3 separate regions of the Homo sapiens genome follow, and regions 1 and 2 are each linked to region 3. The links are chromatin contacts, found by Hi-C or POLR2A ChIA-PET in ENCODE. All regions are on one chromosome and are shown on one strand. The core of a region is the stretch at or near the end of the contact, and the rest is flanking DNA. Distances in the headings are between cores, read along the strand shown. Region 1 overlaps ERG (ETS transcription factor ERG). Region 2 overlaps ERG (ETS transcription factor ERG). Region 3 holds the start of ERG (ETS transcription factor ERG).

What was found. Hi-C counts contacts between places; a loop is a spot of excess contacts on that map. ChIA-PET counts read pairs that join two places held with the same protein, here RNA polymerase II (POLR2A). Pooled maps may share reads with other maps.
Region 1: a loop to region 3 is called in a map of endothelial cell of umbilical vein, with 3 times the contacts of the local background. The contact joins the enhancer-like site here to the promoter of ERG in region 3. A Hi-C loop is called at or near these places in 8 of 168 maps with a recorded cell type or tissue (Right ventricle myocardium inferior, aorta, ascending aorta and 4 more) and 11 of 50 pooled maps. POLR2A ChIA-PET finds 5 or more read pairs at or near these places in 4 of 52 experiments (BJ, MCF 10A, common myeloid progenitor, CD34-positive and 1 more).
Region 2: a loop to region 3 is called in a map of endothelial cell of umbilical vein, with 4 times the contacts of the local background. The contact joins the enhancer-like site here to the promoter of ERG in region 3. A Hi-C loop is called at or near these places in 6 of 168 maps with a recorded cell type or tissue (aorta, ascending aorta, endothelial cell of umbilical vein and 2 more) and 4 of 50 pooled maps. POLR2A ChIA-PET finds 5 or more read pairs at or near these places in 4 of 52 experiments (BJ, MCF 10A, WTC11 and 1 more).

Annotation. Positions count from the first base shown.
Region 1 is chr21:38,458,906-38,462,380 of GRCh38, forward strand. The region is part of intron 1 of ERG (ETS transcription factor ERG); the gene reads right to left. Among named protein-coding and RNA genes, the nearest start is that of ERG, 38 kb to the right of the region's middle. Within about 2 kb of position 1,651, at least 3 of the 41 ENCODE cell types and tissues checked have a DNase peak (open chromatin) inside an H3K27ac peak, as active enhancers do; they include ascending aorta, endothelial cell of umbilical vein and mammary epithelial cell, where a contact is called at or near this core.
Region 2 is chr21:38,439,185-38,442,971 of GRCh38, forward strand. All of the region lies in intron 2 of ERG (ETS transcription factor ERG), which reads right to left. Among named protein-coding and RNA genes, the nearest start is that of ERG, 57 kb to the right of the region's middle. RefSeq lists an enhancer at 1-331. Within about 2 kb of position 1,712, at least 2 of the 41 ENCODE cell types and tissues checked have a DNase peak (open chromatin) inside an H3K27ac peak, as active enhancers do; they include endothelial cell of umbilical vein, where a contact is called at or near this core.
Region 3 is chr21:38,497,202-38,500,623 of GRCh38, forward strand. ERG (ETS transcription factor ERG) reads right to left here and starts at 1,276. Exons shown (of 10, transcript NM_182918.4): 1 at 1,162-1,276. The coding sequence starts at 1,179.

The DNA.
Region 1 (3,475 bases), core at 401-2,900, 38 kb before region 3:
CTCCCAGCTGGTCTCTTTGTTACCTACTCAAGAGCAGTTCATACTGTTGGCCACTCTCCCCTTTTTTAACCCTCTTTTCTTTGGCTTCCATATTCCTGCTATTCCTCCTATTTGGTTGACAATTCCATCCCCCATCTCTTTATGCCCTCCTTTTTCTCTCCTCATTCTCTAAATGTCAGCTTTCCTCTGTGCACTCTCCTGGGCCACTTCTCTACTAGGCTATCATTTCTTCCAAGCCATCACTCAGGAGCCACTCCAATGGCCTCAGCGCTGCCAGGAAGCGCAGCGCATTTAATTTGAAGGGTGAAACTGCCTTGGAGGGATGGCAGGTGCATGCTTAATAACTTGTTTCCCAAGGCCACATAAGTGTCATTACTGGATGATAATTATCAGCTCAAGAGGGAAAGTTCTAAGACAGAGAATGCAAGATTTCTAAACAGGTCTAAGACAGTTTTCCAATGTAAGATTTATTATGTAACAGTTTTGAAAGTAGTGTCTGATTCCCTGTCTATATCCTCCAGAACAATCTGAGGGCATGGTTGCCATTACAATTTACTTTGGGGGACGATTTTATAGCACGTCTTCACAGACAACACGACAAACATCTTTGCTTCTGCTACACTGACAACCTGAAGTTAACATTTCTGTACCTATGTAGCCATTTTAATCACCCCCTAAACTGGTTATTCCACAGCCCAGGGGTGTGGGACTGAGTCAGATGGGCTAGAGATACCTTTATTCAGAGGATTTAGAAGTTTGCCTCAGAGAAAGGCCATTTCTAGTCTCCACTAGAAATCACACATATCTTCCAGGAATAAGAATATTCTCTTAGTCATAAGTTCAACAAATATGTACTGAACACCTTTTCTACTTAGAAACTTGTCTAGCTGCTTCTAGATTACATCCATGACCCAAAACCACAAAGACACCTATCTGCATAAGGCTTGTATTCTAGCACTACAAGCCACAGATAATTTTTGAAAATCAATTAATCAACCAATAATTGATAGGGTAAATTTATAACCTTGTTTTTCAAGCCTGATCTCAGGGTTAGAAGGTGGTAAGTGATAAGTATGAAGAAACAGAAGGCAGAACTAGAGACTCAGGAAAAGAGAGGTAAACTGCTGCTTTTCATTTAGAGTGGCCAGGGTGGTCCTGAGAAAACGCGAAGGAGGGGAGGGTGTGAGCCCCCATGCATTCATGAAGAATAGGCCTTCCAGCCTTGGCAACAGCTAGAACAAGGCCAGAGTGGACTGCGGGGGCTGCACGAGGAACAATGGGACCAAGAACAGCCAGGGAGGAGGGGTTACTGGAAAGGAGCGAAAGAAAGAACCAGGAGGTGAACCAGGAAAGGCTGGGGGTGGTAGAGCCTTGCAGGCCATGGCAGGAACCTGGGTGTTGACTCAGAGAGAAGTGGAGTCTCTCTAGCCGTCTTGGCTAAAAGCCCGGGAATTGTCTTCTTCTGTGTTGCACTAATATTTTCCATCTCATAAGGGTTCTGCAAAGAAAATTCTTTCTATCTTTAAAGTTTTATTATTTTCAAAACTAAATGTGATGAGAATGCATATATTGCATATGCCATGTGTACACCAAAAGCCACACCTAATAAAATGTTACAGCCATCCTTTGTCCCACATGCAACGGGAACTTCCATTCATCATCACATGCAGAAACTCTGGGAACTGAGAATCTGTACTTTTCATTCAGAGTCTGCAAGGGGTCACGGCCATTTTGAAAGGCTTTGACTCACACAGGAAATACCTCACTGAGGCTCCCACCCACCCATCCACTAATAGGGCAGCCTTTAGGGAAACTGACTTGTGGCAACTGAAAGGAATAACGGCACCAAAGTATTCCCCTGCCCTGAAATCTCTGTTTACCTGTGGACCGGTGATGGGTGTGAGGCTGTAGGTTTTAACGAGCTCTGAATGGCAAATGGCAGACAATGGTGTCACTTCCTTTCTGCTTAGGAAGGAGACGTTTGGAAAAACTGTTCACTGCTGTGCTTGCCTATGGAGAACCTGGATTCCCAGAGCTCTATCTGGTAGAACGTGTCTCCATATTAATAAGCAGTGAATCCTCTTTTGCGGCTGAATTTTCCTCAAGGAAGCAGCATGGGCCTTATTACTGCCTTAAAACCCAATTTCAATATTCGATACATAGTCTGTGTATTCATTTGCTAGGGTTGCCAAGACAATGTACCACGGACTGAGGGGCTTAAGCAACAGACATTTATTCTCTCATGGCTCTGGAAGCTGGAAGTCAGAGAGCAAAGTAGCAGCGGGGTTGATTCCTCCTGAGGACTCCCTCCTTAGCTTGTGGATGGTCATCTTCTCCCTGTCTCTTCATATCATCCTCCCTCTATGCATGCCTGTTTCTGAGTCCAAATTACCTCTTTTTATAAGGACATCAGTCCCACTGAATTAAGGACCACCCTAAGGGCCTCATTTTAATTGGATTACCTCTGTAAAGGCCCTACCTCCAAATAAGGTCCCACTCTGAGGTCCTGGGGGTTAGGACTTCAACATAACTCAGGGAACACTATTCAACCCATACCATCCTCCAGGAAGGCAGAGAATGTGTCCCTCTTCTTCACTGCTGTATCTCCCTGCCTAGCACAGTGCCAGGTACCACACTATGCTCTGTAGGTCAGTGATTCTCCGGAGCTCTGTAGGTCAGTCATTCTCAAAGTGTTGTCCAGGAACCCCCTGGGGTCCCCAGACCCCTCTAAGGGCAGGCATAAGCAGATCTGAGAATCCAGCTGCCTCCAATTAGCCCAGACATTAAAGAGATTGCAAAAAATGCAAAACAATGCCACTTCTCATTAACATTTTCTTGGAAAATAGAGTTACTTTTCATAAAAATATCTCATTTGTGTTAACATGCAATGAGTTTATTTATTTATTTTTATTTTTTGAGATGAAGTTTCACTCTTGTCACCCAGGCTGGAATGCAATGGTGTGATCTCGGCTCACTGCAACCTCCGCCTCCTGGGTTCAAGTGATTCTCCTGCCTCAGCCTCCTGAATAGCTGGGATTACAGGCGTGTCCCACCATGCCTGGCTAATTTTTTTTTCTTTTTCTTTTTCTTTTTTGAGACGGAGTCTCGCCCTGTTGCCCAGGCTGGAATGCAGTGGCGCGATCTTGGCTCACTGCAAACTCTGCCTCCTGGGTTCATGCCTTCTCCTGCCTCAGCCTCCTGAGTAGCTGGGACTACAGGTACCCGCCACCACGCCTGGCTAATTTTTTTGTATTTTTAGTAGAAACAGGGTTTCATGATATTGGCTAGGCTGGTCTTGAACTCCTGACCTCAGGTGATCTGCCTGCTTTGGCCTCCCAAAGTGCTGGGATTACAGTCATGAGCCACTGCACCTGGCCTTGTTATTGTTATTTTTAAATGAATTTATAAGTAAATGTTTCAAAATTTCTGTTTTTGTTTCTACCAATAGATATAATGCATATACACAATTTTTTTT
Region 2 (3,787 bases), core at 462-2,961, 58 kb before region 3:
CACTTAGTGTAAGCTGCCTGTGATCTGGCTGGCCTGAGCTGGGGATGCTCAGATGGAGGAAAAGCAGCCTGCTCTGCACAGACCTGCCAGCCTGCTCACGAGAAGACAGTTTGCTTGTGGACCATGAGTGAGCAGGTGTTACCTCTTGGCTTATCCTGCTAGTCTATCATGACTTGAGCTTTGGGGACCTCACAGCAAATTCAGGGCATTGGTAGGGAGCTCACGAGAGGCTGAGCAGGCGCTGAAACTCCCAGCCAGGCCCTTGGTGTGGATGGCACAGGAAAACAGCTGGTTTTAGTTTGGCCACACACTGACAGTTCTCCATTGTGTGAACACTTGGGGCTTTCTGGTGCGTGAGGCTAGAGTGAAGAAAGGGAGAGGGTGGCTGTGGACCACCGAAGCTGAAAAATGATGTCCTGTGTCTACACAACGTGCAATTAGATTACTGTCTGCAAGAATGCTGCTGTTTGATCTGGCAGTGGCCAAGCCAAACCCACAAGGACATCCCAGTTGGCTCGCAAAGCAGTGGTTCCTTTCTCTCCTGTTTTTCTTTTATTATGCTTTACAGAAACTCTATTATAATGGCAACAGATCTCGTTTCACCACTTGTATTTCATTTCAGGAGCTTGTAAGCACGTTAGGACTGAGGTTTTGTAGAATTCCACTATTCGGTTGGGAACTAAGTCCTTCCTTTCTCTCAAAGCACATGGCCTTTTTCTCCGTGGGTACTGGATGGATAGGGATGGACAGAGGGCACTATTCCCAAGCTGGGTATTCTAGGCAGAAGGAGGTGGGCCATGTTCTGGAAAGACCTAAGCTGCAGAGAGTGCACTTCTCCCGTGGAGGTGTCTGCAAGATAGTCAGGGGCCACAAAGGTAACAGCCCACAAGTTCTAGCCAAAGAGTAATATTTGACTTACGTAACTTCCCCTTGGACTTGACTTCAAGTGGCATGTGCACTACAGGAAAGCCCATTATGCATAAGCTAAGAGGAGGGACAATTAGAAGAAGCTATTGGGCCAGGGGCCAGGAGATGGGCTAACTCCCTGGCACAGCTGGCCTGGGGCTTCCGAGTCTGGAAGGATGCAGGTGCAGGTAGTGGAGCGTTGAGGAGCTGCACTCCTGGCGGGGCTCCTCCAGAGGCAGGCAGCCACACACTGCTCTGCAGCATCTCATCTGTGAGCCCCTCCGTGGCAGAATCTGCGTCTCCGTGAACCCTGCCTCTGCCCTGGCCCCTCGAGCTGGGCTGACACAGCCCGGTGCTGGTTCACGGTGTCCAAAATAAAGCAGAGTGAATCACGCCCATGTTCCCTTTTATGGAGCTGCACCTGACATTCGTAAAGAGCCCATAGTGAGGCCGGGCATGGTGGCTCACGCTTGTAATCCCAGCACTTTGGGAGGCTGAGGCGGGTGGATCACCTGAGGTAAGGAGTTCGAGACCAGCCTGGACAACATGGTGAAGCCCCATCTCCGCTAAAAATATGAAAACTAGCCACTCGGGAGGCTGAGGCAGGAGAATCGCTTGAACTCGGGAGGCAGAGGTTGCAGTGAGCCGAGATTGTGCCATTGCATTCCAGCCTGGGTGACAAGAGCAAAACTGTCTCAAAAAAAAAAAAAAAAAAAAAAAAAAGCCCACAGTGAGTCAGCAAAGCCTGCGGATGGGATCCCAGGCAGTCCTTTGTCTGCCCCAAGGCTGCCTCCAACCTCTGGCTGAGATGAGTCTTAGCTCCACTGATAACTGTTCAGCTTTCTTTTCCCCCATTCCCCTTCAGGAAGCCCGTTGGATTGTTAATAGCAGAACACTGACTCACCACTTATGTTTCAATTCTTTCAGATCACTGAGCTTGAGCAGCCCCCTAGTGAACCTCTGACCTGACACGCCACCCCCTTTACCACCCGCTGTCCAGTCAGGCTGAGCTCCAGCAGCAGCGGTGAACTGGCCCCCCAGAGCACACTGGTTTGGAGATCTAAAAAGTACAATGGGTCACCAGTCACTGATGAGTGCAGCATCCCTGGAAGTCAGGTGTGGGGGTCAGTTTCCTGTGTCAACTTGGCCAGGCCGTAGCACCCAGTGACTTAATCAAATGCTAACTGAGGTTGTACTGGGAAGGCATTTGCACAGGTAGCTAGTCAGTTGAACTTGACTAAAGGAGATGATGTCAGATAATGTGAGTGGGCCTTGTCTAATCAGTTGAAGGCCTTAAGAACAAAGCCTGCGGTTTCCAGAGCAGAAGAAATTCTGCCTACTTTCCAGCCTGCCAGCCTCCCCTGCAGATCTCAGACCTGCCCACTCCCACAACTGCATTAGCCAATTCCTTCAAATAAATATCTTAAAATGTAAAAATATCCTATAAGTTCTATTTCTCTAGAGAATCCCAACTGATACACCAGGCCAGCACCCAGACACAATGCCAGGAGACACACTGAGCTCTGGGGGAGACGGGCATGAGCTCTGTATCTTTCTCTTCTACAAAGGGGATTAGTGTCAGCCACTCCTCTCCCTCCCCCTGGAACATCCTTGTGGGTAGGGGACGATGACACTTGGTGACTGGTTGACATCTGTACATTGCTAGATGCCTCAAAGCGGAGGCAGCCTCTGCAGCCAGTGTTCCTCCCCTGCCTATTACAACCCAGCTGCCCTTTTCCTCAAAGGAGGCACGTAGGCCTGGATTGAAGGCAGATGAGGTCCACCTTGTTCCCTTCATGAACAGCACCTGCCAAACCGACATCACCGAACCCACCGGAGGACCCGGAGGATGAAGAGGATGACATGATGGTCTTCACTCGGTATCCACCCACCAAAACACATCACCGATGCTTTAGGAGCTGGAACAGCATTGAAAGTTTATGACGGCAGCAATCTGGGCAATGTTAGAATTCTATGAGCCCTGAGAGAGGAACTCTTAAAGTTCCCATTGTTTCCTTGAAAGAAAATGTCAAGGCCGGGCGCGGTGGCTAACACCTGTAATCCCAGCAATCTGAGAGGCCAAGATGGGTGGATTGAGTTCGAGACCAGCCTGGCCAACATGGTGAAACCCCATCTCTACTAAAAATACAAAATTTAGCCAGGCATGGTGGCGGATGCCTGTAATCCCAGCTACTCAGGAGGCTGAGGCAGGGGAGTCGCTTGAACCCCGGGGGGTGGAGGTTGCAGTAAGCTGAGATCGTGCCACTTCCCTGCAGCCTGGGTAAAAAAGAGCAAAACTCCATCTAAAAGAAAAATAAAAAAGAAAGAAAATGTCCAGTTCCCCTGAAAAAGATGTTTCCCGGAAAGAGACCCTCAGCGCAGCACCAGCCTTTCACTTGCCTGACAGAAAAACCACCCAAGAGCTTTCCCCAGTCTGCTGCGCTGAGGGCCCTGGGGCGGAACTGCCCTGGTGTCTTTCTTATGGACTGAAGCTCCTGGTGTCTTTCTTTCTTATAGACTGTAGCCCCTTGCCTGGGGCTCAGGGTTACCCCAAACTCCCAACCTGTACCCCTGGGGTCACAACACAGGCTGGAAAAGCTTCCCCATGCCTGGCCAGGAGGGAGAGGAGACATCAGCTACCAAGGGGCATCACAGGCTCACACTAAGGAAAACAGTGTTTGCACTTCTCCCACAAACAGAATGCTTATTTTTTTATTTTTTATTTTTATTTTTTTGAGATGGAGTTTCTCTCTGTCGCCCAGGCTGGAGTGCAGTGGCGCGATCTCGGCTCACTGCAAGCTCCGCCTCCCGGGTTCATGCCATTCTCCTGCCTCAGCCTCCCGAGTAGCTGGGACTACAGGTGCCCACCACCACGCCCGGC
Region 3 (3,422 bases), core at 26-2,525:
CAAATCTTCTAATACAAACATTTCAAATTATGAAAATACCAAACCAAAGAGTATTTTTGAAAATGGCTTGGCCCAATTCTGGGCAAACTTCCATTTTCTTATGCACTTTCCAACAAACTAAAAGCCTTATGAAAACACCACCAAATGCTTCTCACCTCCGTGCAGCAAAACTAAAGACATGCAACAAACACAATTTTCTTTTCCCTCCACTCAGCATCTGCTTTTGTTGCTGATTTTTCACATTTCTACAAATGTCACGAAGGCATGGTGGCCTTTAAAACAACTGAACGGACCCCCATTCAAGACTGCATGCCCCTTGACTTGTAGTCACCATTAAATTGGCTTCATTTCCAGGAATCAGGCCATATTTAGGATTGTACCTGTGCAGATTTACCTCCACATTAATCTCTACATGCTATCTACTAAAAACTTAGGCAAGGAAATGCATCAGACCAAACACCCCACAGCACAGAGAACCGACCGGCCATTGCTTTCCAATCTCCGCAAACCTAACCATTGCTGGAAGAAATCTTACTCACAGTGCACAGACAGTAGGTATTTTATTGAAGATAAACATATAGTGGAACAAACCAAATTACCCCCATTTGAGTTACGTGAGCACTCAGTTCTCAGCGTGGATGTCCCACAAATCAAGTCAACATTTGCGTCCCATTACCAGCAGCCACTTGCCGAGTATCTCTTCGCTTCCACTGGGACTGCCTGGCATCCCTGATGCTAAGGAGCCACTGAAGAGCCTCCAAATGTCTGACATTCACAAACGCATCTTTTGCTTTGACCCGACCCTTCAACCTCTCCGAGTCTGCTGCCTTTTCTCAGACACACATCCAGGCACCGTTAGGGATAGTTAGAGAATCTGAAAATTCAGAAGCGCTCCGAAAAGCCTTTCCAAAAGTAATCCACAGCACTCAACAGTGAATTTAGAAACCCCAATTTTTTTCTGAGTTTGAAGTTTTTAAGCCTTGCGGATGGTTGGAGTAGGAAAAAGGAAATTTACTAGGCAGTGCAAAGGAAATCTTGTTGTCCTCTATTGTGGCAGTGGGGGTGTTGCCCAACCCTAACTTATCTGCCTTGATAAAGGAAACCAAAGAAAAGAGTAACAAGAACAAGATTTTGTCAAATTAAAAGGAACCCTTTCCTTACCTTAATAGTGCTGGCCATAATGCGATCAAGTTTATTGATCGTTAATAAATGTTAATAATAATTATTGCTTCTCTCTGACCAGAAAGTAGTTTTGATGAGGTTGTTTAGAGCGGATGAGATTGTGCTAAGTCTGGGAAATGAAGTCAGCCAATGGCAGGAAGAGGTTTCTATTGGTCCTGGCTGTCCAGCCCAAAGAAACAGGATATTTGGGAGTGGAGAGATAAGAGACCCTGAAAACAATGTTGTTTTTCTTGATGATATGCAGCCAGGAGATTTTTTTTTTTTAATTAAAAAAAGAAAAGGCATCAATTGGGATGGGGACTGCCACAGCAGGTGTGACCGGTGTGCCGCCGTGTGACACACTGCACTGAGACCAAGGCAGGATGCAGATGTGATGGGACTCCGCATGGCTTCACACGGGCTGCAAGCACCTTGGAGCCAAGGCGTTGAGGGCACCCCACTGCCCTGGGTGTCAGCCCTTCGCAGCCCAATTCTTCGCAGAATTACTAGGACAGAGGACTTGAGCTCCTTTCTCCTAAAAGGAAACTTTGCAGGTGGAGTTTATTTCATGTTAATAGATGGCCATGTTCAGTAACAGCCATTGCCTGGCTGATTTTTAACAACCTATATTTATTCAACATTTCATATAAGTGTTCCAGAACAGTTTCATTTTCTCCTTCCAAATACCTGCACTTTTTATTTGCTCTACAACAAAGTTGTTGAAAACGCAAGGACTCTAGGCTTACAGTAAACACAAAAAATAAAGAGGAAAAATAAACCTTCCTAAGTCTTGTTTTCAAGTATTTATTAAAACCCAAATAACTGAAGTGACTACAAATGTCCCGGAATATCAGTGAGCTGGTCTCACTCTGACAGACATCCATGTTGCAGACAACAGATCCTCATAGAACTTTTGGCTACCCAGAGATGCCATGTGAGGGCCCCATTACATGTCTAAAATCCAAGCTATAAGTTCAGGGTCACAGGTCTGTTTTCTCCTCGAAGGAAGTACAGCGAATGCAGGCCTGAACATTCCTTAGAGGGTTTCAGGACTTTAATTACTCATTTTCAGGAAATTGCTTGGAAGAAACATTTTGCTTTGAATCTAGCTACAGGAACGCAGGACCCATAAAGAGGTGTGGTCTCAATAGGCGACCCCAAGAACACAATAGACTAAATCCTGAGTCATCTGACAATTCCTGGTTGCAGAGCTGGACGTTCAGTAAATGGATTTCACTCAGACTTTAGGCCGGCATGTGTCAGAGTTCTGTCCACCAGCCCAGGTCATTCTGGCTTTTATTATATACCTCTGATTTATCACCTCATGTTAGGACAAAAGAAGGAGGAGAAGGAGAAAGATAAGGGGGGAAAGGGAGAGGAAGGAGAGGAGGAGGAGGAGGGAGGGAAGAGGGCGAGAAAAAATGGAGAAGGAGAAAGGAAGGACAGAAGAGAGAGAGAAAGGAAGGAGGATGGGAGGAAGGAGGGAGGAAGGAAGGAGAAAGGGAGGGAGGGAGGGAAAGAAAGAAGGAAAAGAAAAGAAAGAGAGTATATTGTAAGAAAATCATTCTGTGGAAATCAGAACCTAAGTTCTCAGCACCTACATTATGAGGGGGTGTTGATTTCCGCTCTTTTCATCTCTGAACAATGAATAAGATGGCAGGCTGATTAAAATTCTGTTTCCCCGAAAATTTCAAAGTCCTGAGCTGTTTTATCTGGGCAGCTTCCACTAGAATTCTGGAGTGCGGAGGAGAAAAGCTCTCTCAGCTTCCCTGAGTGTCCTTGCTTTTTGTTCTCTCCTAAGAAGCATCAATGTAAAATGTTAACTGTGGCCTCCACAACACATGGCACCTGATTATGCCTTTACCAAACACCAGCTTTAAATAAGATGAACGCTTTGCTAATGAAATAGCCACGGAAGAAAATCCTGTGTGGTCCCGCCTCACCCACGCCTCGTGGTTGCTAATCCAGCCCTCAGTTGTTCCCTGCAGCAGGAAAGATCAGCATTTCTACTGGGACCTAATGCTTCAGTGATGATTTGGCCTTAACTCCCTGGTTCTTGCCTAATGCAAATCAAACTGTGAAGAGTGGGATTTCTTACCTCTCTATTTTGAAATAATTTCCAACTTACAGAAAAGCCACAAGATAATACACCAAACTCCTAATACCCTTTGCCTGGTTAACTCTGATTGTCTACTGGTGCCAATGTACATCATTTTCTCTGCTTTCTCTCACACATGCTCTCTCTCTCTCAATCTCTGTCT